2 separate regions of the Mus musculus genome follow, and region 1 is linked to region 2. A link is a loop called in an ENCODE intact Hi-C map of the cell type or tissue named here. Cell type or tissue: heart. All regions are shown on one strand. Links, peaks and the distances in the headings refer to the core of each region. The heading gives the core; the rest is flanking DNA. Region 1 holds the start of Rgs5 (regulator of G-protein signaling 5). Region 2 has its middle 23 kb from the start of Gm34624.

Region 1 (5,379 bases), core at 186-5,185, 100 kb before region 2:
AAGAACCACCCACTAAGCCCTGCTGTGGTTTGTATCTTAAATGCCTCCCCAAAGATCCACACAAAATGCTTGCTCTGCAGGAGGTGCTGATGGGAGGTGGTAGACTCCAACAGAGGAAGGACCTTGAGAGTCAGTGATGGGATGTCCTCACAGTGGACACACAACAAAAACATATGTTGCCTGAGTGCTGGTACAGGTTATATTAACACTGGCCAAACTATCTGTACCCTCTTATGTCCTTGTTTGTATTTGCAGCCTGTCCCCTTGGCCTTAAAGGCATCCCTCACATCTCTTTCTCCTACACAGACATGCCTGACTCTTCTGCCTTGTAACAGTAGTTTAAGCATCATTTTCTTAACCCCTTGTGAAGTCCTCCCCAACTATCAAAAGCTCTGAGGCCCATCCAGTCCTCAGTCTTAGACTTCTAGTAGTACTCTGCATTTATTCCTCCCTGCTGGTCCATAGCACTCCGTGATGTGCATCCTCATTTACCTTCCTACCTGGGGCACACTATCCTGTGAGCAGGGTGTGGCTTGTCATCCAAATGCCTAAGAGATGTGCACAGGCTTGAAATAACTGAAACGGTTTCATCAGTAAGAATCCACAGTTTCTCAGTGGCCTCTCCTCTACATTATTAGTTTGCTGTGTTCTTAACATTATGAATTCCGCGATGTGTTATCAGCTACAGTGGGTTTCAAATGCATACATTTCCAGCAAGAACAACACCAGTCCCCAACTGGAAAGTCCCAGCTTTAGTGAATAAATGATAAATGTAAAAATAAATAAATTCCAATGTTGCTAATGAATCCAATACATGATAGTAAAAGAAATAATTGCAAAAATACCACCACTATAGCTCTCTAAAAACTATATTATTCCCATAAAAACTTAGGGCAAGAGGAGTAACAATATCAAGATGCCCCAACCCTTGCAGACTATCACATAAACAGCATCAACTGTTCACCCAGTGTAATGATGTAAGCTCCATCCACTGCATTAATGATGTTCAACGCAAATACCAAGTAAGCTAAAGGCTCACCATGCTCACTCATCCCTCTATGCTGTGCACGGTCAACGATCAACGTGTGACTCTCACAGTTGGAGAGAAAGCAAAGGTGGATCATCTGGTCTTCAAAGAAGTTGGGATGCCACTCAGTTCTAAGCACTGCACCTATCTGGAGCTCTCTGTAGGAGAGGTGGGAGGCATGGGGTGTGGGAATAATGAACAATTCCCAGTCCTGGAATCCACTTCTCTCCCCCTGGTCTGGTGGATACAGCTACAGATGTCACTGCTATTGGTTCCTTCTATCTTCATCTATTTAAAACATTTACATCTCTGACTCTAGGGAATATGTTCCATTGTTTCTTCTTTTAAAAAAATCACTTAAAATTTATTGCTGTAATGAAAAACGTCAAAGAAAATGTGACATTTTAAATAGGTAAAAGTCTTTGGTGGCCCATTAAACAGTATGACTTTCTCAGACAGACATTGACCCTTGGGGACAGAGGAGGCTGTGCAAGAATCAGTTTTACTCCCTTTAATGGTTGAGGGTCAAAGTAAAATCAATCAGGACTCTACAGAGCAGAACCTTTCTACCTACACAGATCATGTCGGGTATTGGGTTGTTAAGTTTGTAGTAAGATGACGACTTTAGATATAGGATTTTTCTATAGACCACAACACAGTCCTAGACAACCATGTGTCTCAGAGCTCCAGGTAATAGACAAACCCTGTGTCTCAGGGACTTTTTTTCCCCCAGTAACCAAGCTACTCCTATCTAATGAATAGGGAATAATGGGAAGCCCCCTCTGCCCCACTGCAAACTGCCTGCAGAGTCCTCATTACCCCAATCTCTCTGTGTGAATGAAGATCACTTTTCCCACAGTTTACTGTGTCAGACATTCTTCTGAGCACTTCCCACACATGACCACTCACTCACTCAGTCCTCAAAACCACCCTGTGAGATAGACATGCTTCCCATTTCCACTTTACAGATGTGCAAAGTGAGAGGTTAAAGAAATTGCTTCAAGCTACCCAGGAAATATGTAGGGGAGACAGAATTCAAACCCAGATACTTTTATTTTTCGGTGTTGGGAGTTACCTTCTTTCTAGCGCGCACACACACACACACACACACACACACACACACACCCTCTGGGGGTTGGGGGGAACAGCGCTCTGGTACTCTGTATATTAAATGACCATGGATTATCTCCTTTTGAATCTCTAGCTCAGATCTTTCCAAATCTCAGTACTGCTACAGACAAGACAAAGCCAAGTCTATTACCAAGCATCAGTTTCATCTCAGCGGGACCCCATCCCGCAGAGCCTCTGGGCATCCTCCCTTGAGTGAAGGCTCACCACATTTTCATCTCCTACACTGAAGAATTTCAGTTCTCACCTTTCCAGGCATGAGTGCGGCAGAGCTGCCAGTCCCTTACACATTTTGGCTGGCGGCTTAGATCCTCAACTTGAGCACGAACCTCTCAACAGCTGACCGTCTGTGGAAACTTCAATAATCTGGGGCAGCCTTTCCCTTTGAGGAATATATACAAGCTCTCTCACAGCTCCGTGGCTCCGAGGACCAATCAGCAGCCTGGGCGAAAATTGTGGGCTGGAGCTCAGCAGCAGTTTGCCTTCGGTGGGGGCTGGGAGTCTTTCCTGACTTCAGGCACTGCTGGGGCATGTTTCTGGTGGCTTCTGTCCCCACAGTCTCTTGTTTGTTTAGTTAGGGCTGTGTTGGAGCCTAAACTGAGATAAGATCATTAGTGCCTGAAGACTGAAATTTGACGTTAGCCAGAACGACGATGTGGGCTTTCTTTGAAAGCAAGGTACCCTGAGCCATTTCAGATCTGCCAAGGGTCCTGGGATACAAACACTAAACCCACTCACAGGGGAGGAAACGGCTTCTTTTCACGGTGGAGAGAGTGTTTAGCTGAGGATCTCTCATCTCCTGAGCACTCAGATGGGTGCTAGGAATTCCGAGGTAAAAGGACCAGTCCAGGCTCTGATGATGCAGGTGTGTCTTACATTGGTGCAGTTAGGTGTAAGCAACAACTGCCCTGGCACATCTTCACTAGACCTAGGGGGTCACAGCCTGTGTGCCCAACAAGTCCTAATCAGGTCTTTTCTTCAGTGAGTCCATTAAGGGAGCCAAGTTAATGGTGAAGAGCAGAAAAAGGAGATTTGCTCAGTGTGACCCTAGTCTATCTACTACAGGCCTGACAGGAGGGAGGGCATAAACAGAAAGCAAGGGACACACCTAGCTAAAGAGAAAAGGCAAAATGAGGTTCCCCTGCCCACTAATGTCTCAACATTGGGTCTTTCCCACAAGCCAGTCTGACACAAGGTCAAGGTCATTGCACAAGCTGTAAATCTTTTTTCCAGGAGACAAATTCCTGTTCTGGATGCCCCCAGGGCTTCAGCCGTTTCCTCTCCCTGAAGGAGATTGGGGAGAGGGAGGGGGCAGTAATAGCTTGGAGTTCTTTAACAGTCAGCAGTCAGGTTGTCAAAGAGGGGAACACAAGTGTCTCCTTAGAAGGTTTGTTCCTGGCAGATAAGTCCATAACCTCCTGGTCCCCCTTTGCTTTAACACCTCAGGGTTGAGGTGAGATAGGCCTGTGACTGAAAACAAAAACCCCAAAGGGAACAGGAGAAGGAACCAAGGTTAGAATACACTCAGGGTGTCAAGCTCCCTGCTAAGAACCGTCTCTGCATAACTCCTGGTTTTAGCTTCTTTCGGAAAGTCTGGAACAAACAAATGCATTCTGTTAGCCTGAAAAGGGTCTTGAGCAGGGCTGTGGTGGCACACCAGCGCCGGGAAGGCAGAGGCAAGCGGATTTCTGAGTTCAAGGCCAGCCTGGTCTACAGAGTGAGTTCCAGGACAGCCAGTACTATATAGATAAACCCTGTCTGGGGGTGGGGGGAGAGGGAGAGGGAGAGGGAGAGGGAGGGAGGGAGGGAGGGAGGGAGGGAGGGAGGGAGGGAGGGAGAGAGAGAGAGAGAGAGAGAGAGAGAGAGAGAGAGAGAGAGAGAGAGAGAGAGAGGTGTCTTGGTACTATGACATGCAGGCTGTCCTCAAACTTCTGTTCCTTGCCAGCCTCCCAAGTCGTGAGATTTCAAGCAGCCACTATTCTGCCCCGTGTGACTCCATTTCAATCCTGACAGCTTTCCTCCTTGTCTCTGCACAATGTTCTCTGAAGCCATGATTAAGCATCTGATGGTTTGTTTTCCACTGTCCCTGGCAACTGTATAAACTGACAGCACGGCCACTCTATGGTATGGGTAAGAAGGGGGGTTTATTGTAGCTATGAAGGAGAGAACAGCCAGGGGTGTCTAGAAGCGGCCAGAGCAGAGAGAGAAATTAAACTGAACATGCCCAGCAGACTGGACCTGGGCATGACAGAAGCAGGAACAGAGCTGAGAGGAAGAAAGGGACAGAGAGAGAAGGAGAGCAGAGATGAGGAGGAGGGAGACAGGGACAGAGAGGGAGTGACTGAGAGAGGAAGACAGAGACTGAGCATATGGAAGACATCAAGGTACTAAGGACAATGAGTAGCTGTAGCCACAGGGAGGGAAGCCTTGGGCTGGGGAAGTTTAGGGGAGTGGAGGGGGTGAGAAGGGCCAGGATGCTAGCTAGCATGGACTCTGGAATGTGTGACAGGTTCTCGTGAGACCAAGTGATCCTGGAGGCCAGCATGTGTTAATAGGCACCGCAGATAGCCATTTATCCCTTCGTTTTAGAGTCTGGGAAAATGGAGTTTCCTTTGGACCTGACAATAACCCCAATTAGATTCATCCTGCTTAGTCTGATTTGATCCCATGTTGGATGGGAGGAAGGAGAGATGTCAAGAGGTTAGTGTCAGTAAAACCTTTGGGCCAATTCTAAGGGAGCCCTAAGAGATATAGGAGTACCTCTAAGATTAGGGGTAACTGGGGTCCTTCTTGTTGGTTCTATGGGTAATGCCCTAGCACGCTAAAAATGTTGTTTAGGTTCTGTCGTGGTTTGAATAGATATCACCCCTGGAGACTCTTGCATGTAAAAGCTTGGTCCATAGTGAGCCATACTATTAGGGGGCATGGCTTTGTTGGAGTAGGCGTGTCCTTGGTAGAGGAAGTGTGCCACTGGGGGCAGGTTTGAGGTCTTAGAAGCTCAAGTCTGACCAGTGTTTCACAGTTTCTCCTAGCTGCCTGCACATTAAGATGAAGACACTGGCCTCCATTTCCAGCACCATGTCTGCCTGTACACTGCCATGTTTTCCACCATGATGATAAAGGACTGAACCTCTGAAACTGACAGCCAGCCCCAATTAAATGTTTTCTTTTCTAAGAGTTGCTGTGGTCATGGGTGTCCCTTCACAGCAATAAAGCCCTAACTA
Region 2 (5,379 bases), core at 255-5,254:
AAGGCTGAAGATGCTCTACCTGTTATCAAGGGGCAGCTGTGATAGACATCAACAGGATTCATGAGTCTCAAGGAAGTTCATACAGGCAGAGGGAAACAGCTTTATCTCACTGCTAGTCTATGTAGGAGCCCTACAGACACAAATCCAGAATTAATAAAACAAAGAAAAGCAGTGCAAAAAACAATGATACCCAAGCGAACACCTGAAGATTCAGTCTTCTGGGACAGCTAGAATCATACACCTACCCTATAGCAGTAACTGAGAACTCTACTGTGTCACATCTTTGCTCTACCCACGTCTACTGACCTTAGGCCCAAAGTGTGAGGACAAGCGAGGACACAGCTCAAGCTGCTTGCACTGGGATAACCAAACTGCAAGCCTATGGGAAGGGCAAGGCAAGGGGCACTTCCTCTTCAGCTGCCAACCTGTTCTATGCATTCAGCAAGGCACACTGAGGAGAAGAGATGAATAAAGGCAGGTACTGGCAACTTAGTTTTGGGTGAAAAATGCCAAAGTAGGGAGACATACTCTCTATAAACACAATTTGAGCCCTGGTGATTTCAGACTTTGGCTTGGCACAGAACATTCTGGCTAACTGGACAACATTTCTGTTGTTGTAGCCTATTTTATACAAAAAAATGGAGGTGACTGAGGTGGAGTTTGGGGCAGGAGTAAAACCAGGAACAATTTCAGTTATCCAGAATATTGTGTGTGTGTGTGTGTGTGTGTGTGTGTGTGTGTGTTTTGTATGCATGTATGAAGTGTGTGCCACATGTGTGTGGTGTGTGGTGTCTGGTGCCTGCAGAGACCAGAAGAGAGCATCAAATCCTCTAGAACTTGAGTTATAGATGACTGAATCACCATAGGGGAACCAAACTTGGCTACTTTGGAAAACAACAAGTCCTCTTAATCATTGAGCTATCCCTCCAGACCCCAGGATGAGTGTTTACAAAGAATAGTCTATGCGGTGACTATCTGCTTATCATTTTGGCTTTCCCAGGTCCTGAGGCCAAGTGTTCAGCTAAACTCATCAAGTGTTCAGCATGTGTTGAACTCTGAGTCACCAGTTGGCTGCAGCTTTTAGAGGGTTTAGTCAGACCATGATAATCACGTTCTGAGTTTCCCTTCAGAATGAAGCAAAGGCACAAGGTCCTCTTGGGTCCTCTAGTCTGACTGTGAGGGTTTCCAGTTAGGAAGGAAATCCAGTTGTCTTTAGTGTTGAGCAAATCTATGTAAGGAAATTATCTGGATCAAATATTCCAAATATTTACTTCTAATTTGCTGGTTTTGTTTTTGTTTTTAGTTCAAAAAGATATGGGGTTCTTCATTCAAAAGCTCTCCTCTCCTCCTCTCTGTGCCCAGCCCCCTTGCCCCTTCTTTCCATTTATTTTTGTCATTATGGTGCTGGGATGTAACCCAGGCCCGAGGCATGCTGAACACATATCTACCACTGAGCTACATTCCCCTCCTAAACATCGCTTCCTTATAAAGACTAATGTGAGTATTTGGAAACAAAGTTTTTTACCTATTAAGAATACACTCATTACATAAAGTAAGAATCTCTAGTGGCTTAAAGGGACTGAGTAATTATTAAAATGGTAACTGACCTGGTTTCGTAGTGAGTCTCCCCTGTGTGCCAAAAGTTACTCATACTCTCCAGCATTGCTAGTCTCTTTTACGTATGAGGTTAATTGCAGTTCAGAGACAGGAAATGACATCATGGGGGTGTGGCATGTGATTTGAACTCAGGCTCTTTTTACACCTAAAAGATGATTTTCTTTATCATATTTCTTGAGATGTATGTTAAAGACAGCACGAATGGCCTGAAGTTTCCTTAGAGGTTGGTAGGTAGGGGAGATCTTGATCCTCTCCTTGTTATAGCAGGGTGCAATTTCATCAAGGATCAAAAAAACCACCAAGTCAAACTCCTTGTCCCATCAAAGCTTCCATTTCCAGTCCTTGTAGCTCTGACCTGGCTCTCTTGGTTAGAGCCTCACTTACCTTTCCAATTTCTTGGTTGCCTTAGCTTTCCAGTCTTTTCTCTGCTGTTCCTCACCCACATAGGTCAGAGTCAAACTGAATAGCAGCTGTCTTCTGCCTTTGCTTTTCCCACCACCTCTCTTCAGCCATGCGCTCTCTGGAGTAACATCAACCCCTCCACACACACTCTCTTCCACACACTGTCTCAACCTCCCCATCTTTCTCAGCCCAGTGGAGATTCCTCTTGCTTTTGTAGCTCTTAATAGCTTCCTGTGAAGTTTCACAGCAGTCTCTCCGTATAGTTCTTACAAAGGCTTCCCTTTCACCCTGTAAAGTCCTTATTCGTGTGTGAGTTTCATTTGGCTCTGGAGATCTTTGGGTGACTCAGAGTTTCATTTTCCGGTACCTACCTTCCAAAGGAAAGCGGATACAGAAGTGAGGATACCAGACTTACAAAGTTTTAGGAATGCATAGTCAACTTTTAATTTTGGATACAGAACACACAAGGATAATATTTTGAGATTTTACAATTCAAATACCACTTGGAATGGAACATTATTATATTGAAAATCTTCATGCTTTACCTGCAATTGAAATCTCACCAGTCCTGTCTTTTATCTGGCAACCCCCTTATCATATTTTGAAGAAAGCCTTTCAAATGTGTACTTCTGATCTGGGATGGTGGCATCATACGAATGACCCAAGTGATCTGAGATCACTGTTAATTAGAGATAGTCTGATGAGAGCAGTCATTCGCCCCAAATTCTAGTTCTAAGATTGATTTTTTTTTTTAATTTTAAGATTTCCAAAGACTTTCTTCCAGTCTCAGGACTAGCTGATATTCAATTACAGACCTCATCACCACTAGACCTTTTGAAAACCAGAAGCCTGCCAGGAGAGCTCTAGAAGCAGAAGGAGAGAGGGTGTACATGTTGTACCTGTGTGGTTATGTGCTCATCTTGAGGCTAGCACCGCCAGCTCTGTGAAACCTTAGCCTACTGACGCTCTAAGCATTTGTATATGTTGTTTTGTAACTAACGTCTTAAGAGTCGGGTCACTGCGAAATTTTGCTTACTATGTGTGACATGAATATTTAAAAGCCCTGGGGTGTGCTGATGAGCAGGGAGGGCAGACTAGGCAAAAGAACTTTGGTCACTATCTCGATTTTCCACTTCCGGCAGTGCTTCTCTCCCATGACCCCTGCTACTTTCCCTGGATGATCAGCGAGGGTCTTTTTTCCAGCCTCTCCCTTGCCTCATCTTCTCGTTATGTGCTGGGAGCCTGCCAGGCCTGGAATGGGCTTGAAGTGGGACACAGGGTCAGACTTTGCTTTCAAGTCGGTCAGTCTCTAGCCATCTAGCTCTCTAACTCCGCTGAATGCCTGCTGATGACTTCTAAAAGATTCTCAAAACTTCCTTTCTAATTCTATGGCTAAAGACACTGGCTTCTTCTCTCTTTAAGTATCTGCTTTATTAAATATTAATTATAACGGTCTGTTCTTTATTTAACTCTTTATGCTTAAATAAGAGCTAGGGAAACTTAATTCTTTCTTACTGTTCTATGCTTTGTTAAGCACTAAAAACAACTTTTTTTTTTTTTTTTTTTTTTTGGAGATAGGGTTTCTCTGTGTAGCTCTGGCTGTCCTGGAACTCACTCTGTAGACCAGGCTGGCTTTGAACTCAGAAATCCACCTGCCTCAGCCTCCCAAGTGCTGGGATTAAGGGCGTGTGCCACCACTGCCAGGCTAAACTAACTCTTTTTTGTGCCGTGTTTCATGAAGCTCTAAAAACTTAACTCTTTATTAGTTGTGCTTTGACAAGCATTAATATCTGGCAATTAAAACATACTGTTTAGCAGCAGGGAATTAACTGAAAGGATTTATTGCTAGTGCTCCTTTTCTGTCCAGGCAGCCAGAAGCCCTTCGCTGGCCTGCCTGGTTAACTCTGTGAATCAGAGAGGAAGGAAAGGAAAACAATTAAGATGCTGTATACAACAGGCAAGTAGGCCCAGATGCATATACAGTCAATCTTCATACACTCACACACCGGCTGGGCCCAATCCCCCGACTGACCGTCTGTCCCAATCAACTCCACAAATATTCATGCATGCTTACACATATACACATATACTGTACACACAAACATATAGACAAACAGACATACACATTTGGATGGATGGATGGATGGATGGATGGATGGATGGATGGATGGATGGATGGAAGGAAGGATAGATGGATGGGCAGACGAATGGATGGGGAAAAGCTCTTCAAGCCAAATCATTCAACCAACAACCAACAACTTTATTTCTTTCCTCTGATCTTTTTATACCTTCTTAGACAGAAAGTTCTTTAGAAAATTACCTCAGGGATAAAATGTTACATAAAATGGAAGTTACAGAAGGATGTGAATATTAGGTTCAAAGCAGTGTTTCATCATAACTTATTAAAAGTTCAGAGCAACAGATTTTATATACCCTTGCCTTATCATAGTGCACACCCGTGACTTTATCCTTGGACCTAAACATTTTCTCTTGAACACAGAATTGCAAGTCTATCTCTCTTATCAGTGTGATTATGAAACATCATTGCATTTCTTATGCAGGGTTTACTTACTATTCTGAGGAGTGGGCACATTCTATTCTTGATTCTAACTTTATTACATCTTCCTAGCAACTAAGACCATCTCTAAAAACTTTCCTCCTAAAAGCATTTGAATCAAATCAGGAATTCTATAGAATTATTATCTATTTGTCTAGATAGCATTACCACAAGATAGTACCTCTTCATAGGTCTGCAGAAATCTGCTCAAAAGGGTGGGCTAATACCTAGTGAGAGTTATATATTTAATAATAACAACAGGAATAGCATATTAATAGCAGGAAGCTTTCCTAAAATGGATTTTTTTTTCCTGTGCTTTAACTACCTGAGCTGTTGTAGATTTTAACCCATCTCGGAAAGATCACCCATTAGTTTTAAACTTCTCCTGTGATGGCTCCTGACAACTATGTGGACCAGCAATGCCATGAACCAGTCTGAACAAACGATTAAAGGCTGACACAGCTTCAATAGTCCTCCTGGAAAGACTAGCTCAACTGTCATTCATGTCTTCGGTAAAGATTCTCCTGACTTCTTGAGGTTAGTCACTTCCTCCTGGGAGCCAGCACACTTCCCTGGCCCCAGGACAGTACAGTTGTTCAGCTGTTTACAATTGCACATGTACACAAAATGCCTATTTTTGTATTTCTACTGTCTATGCCATTATAATGTCTAAGAGGCAATAAGCATACATTTGTAAAATGAATGTTTCTGTTAGTTTCATTTAACCAGGAGGATTCCCGGATATTTACTAGCTAGTGCCACAAGGATTTAAGGATTAGAGAGTAAAACACTAGGAGTAGCCA

Evidence for each region. Peaks named below come from ENCODE experiments on the same cell type or tissue, not always from the same donor. Only the 100,000 strongest peaks of a DNase experiment are listed, where the experiment ranks them.
Region 1: it touches region 2 in a loop (2.2-fold over the local background); 3 of 42 quality-filtered maps call a loop at or near these places.

What each region holds. Positions count from the first base shown.
Region 1 is chr1:169,652,645-169,658,023 of GRCm38, reverse strand. It overlaps Rgs5 (regulator of G-protein signaling 5), which reads right to left and starts at 2,523. Exons shown (of 5, transcript NM_009063.4): 1 at 2,403-2,523. The coding sequence starts at 2,446. In heart, for the core only: no CTCF peak of the experiment used is centred there; a DNase peak (open chromatin) is centred at 2,613; H3K4me3 peaks cover 1,160 bases; H3K27ac peaks cover 2,074 bases.
Region 2 is chr1:169,551,504-169,556,882 of GRCm38, reverse strand. No RefSeq gene overlaps it. Among named protein-coding and RNA genes, the nearest start is that of Gm34624, 23 kb to the right of the region's middle. In heart, for the core only: no CTCF peak of the experiment used is centred there; a DNase peak (open chromatin) is centred at 3,212.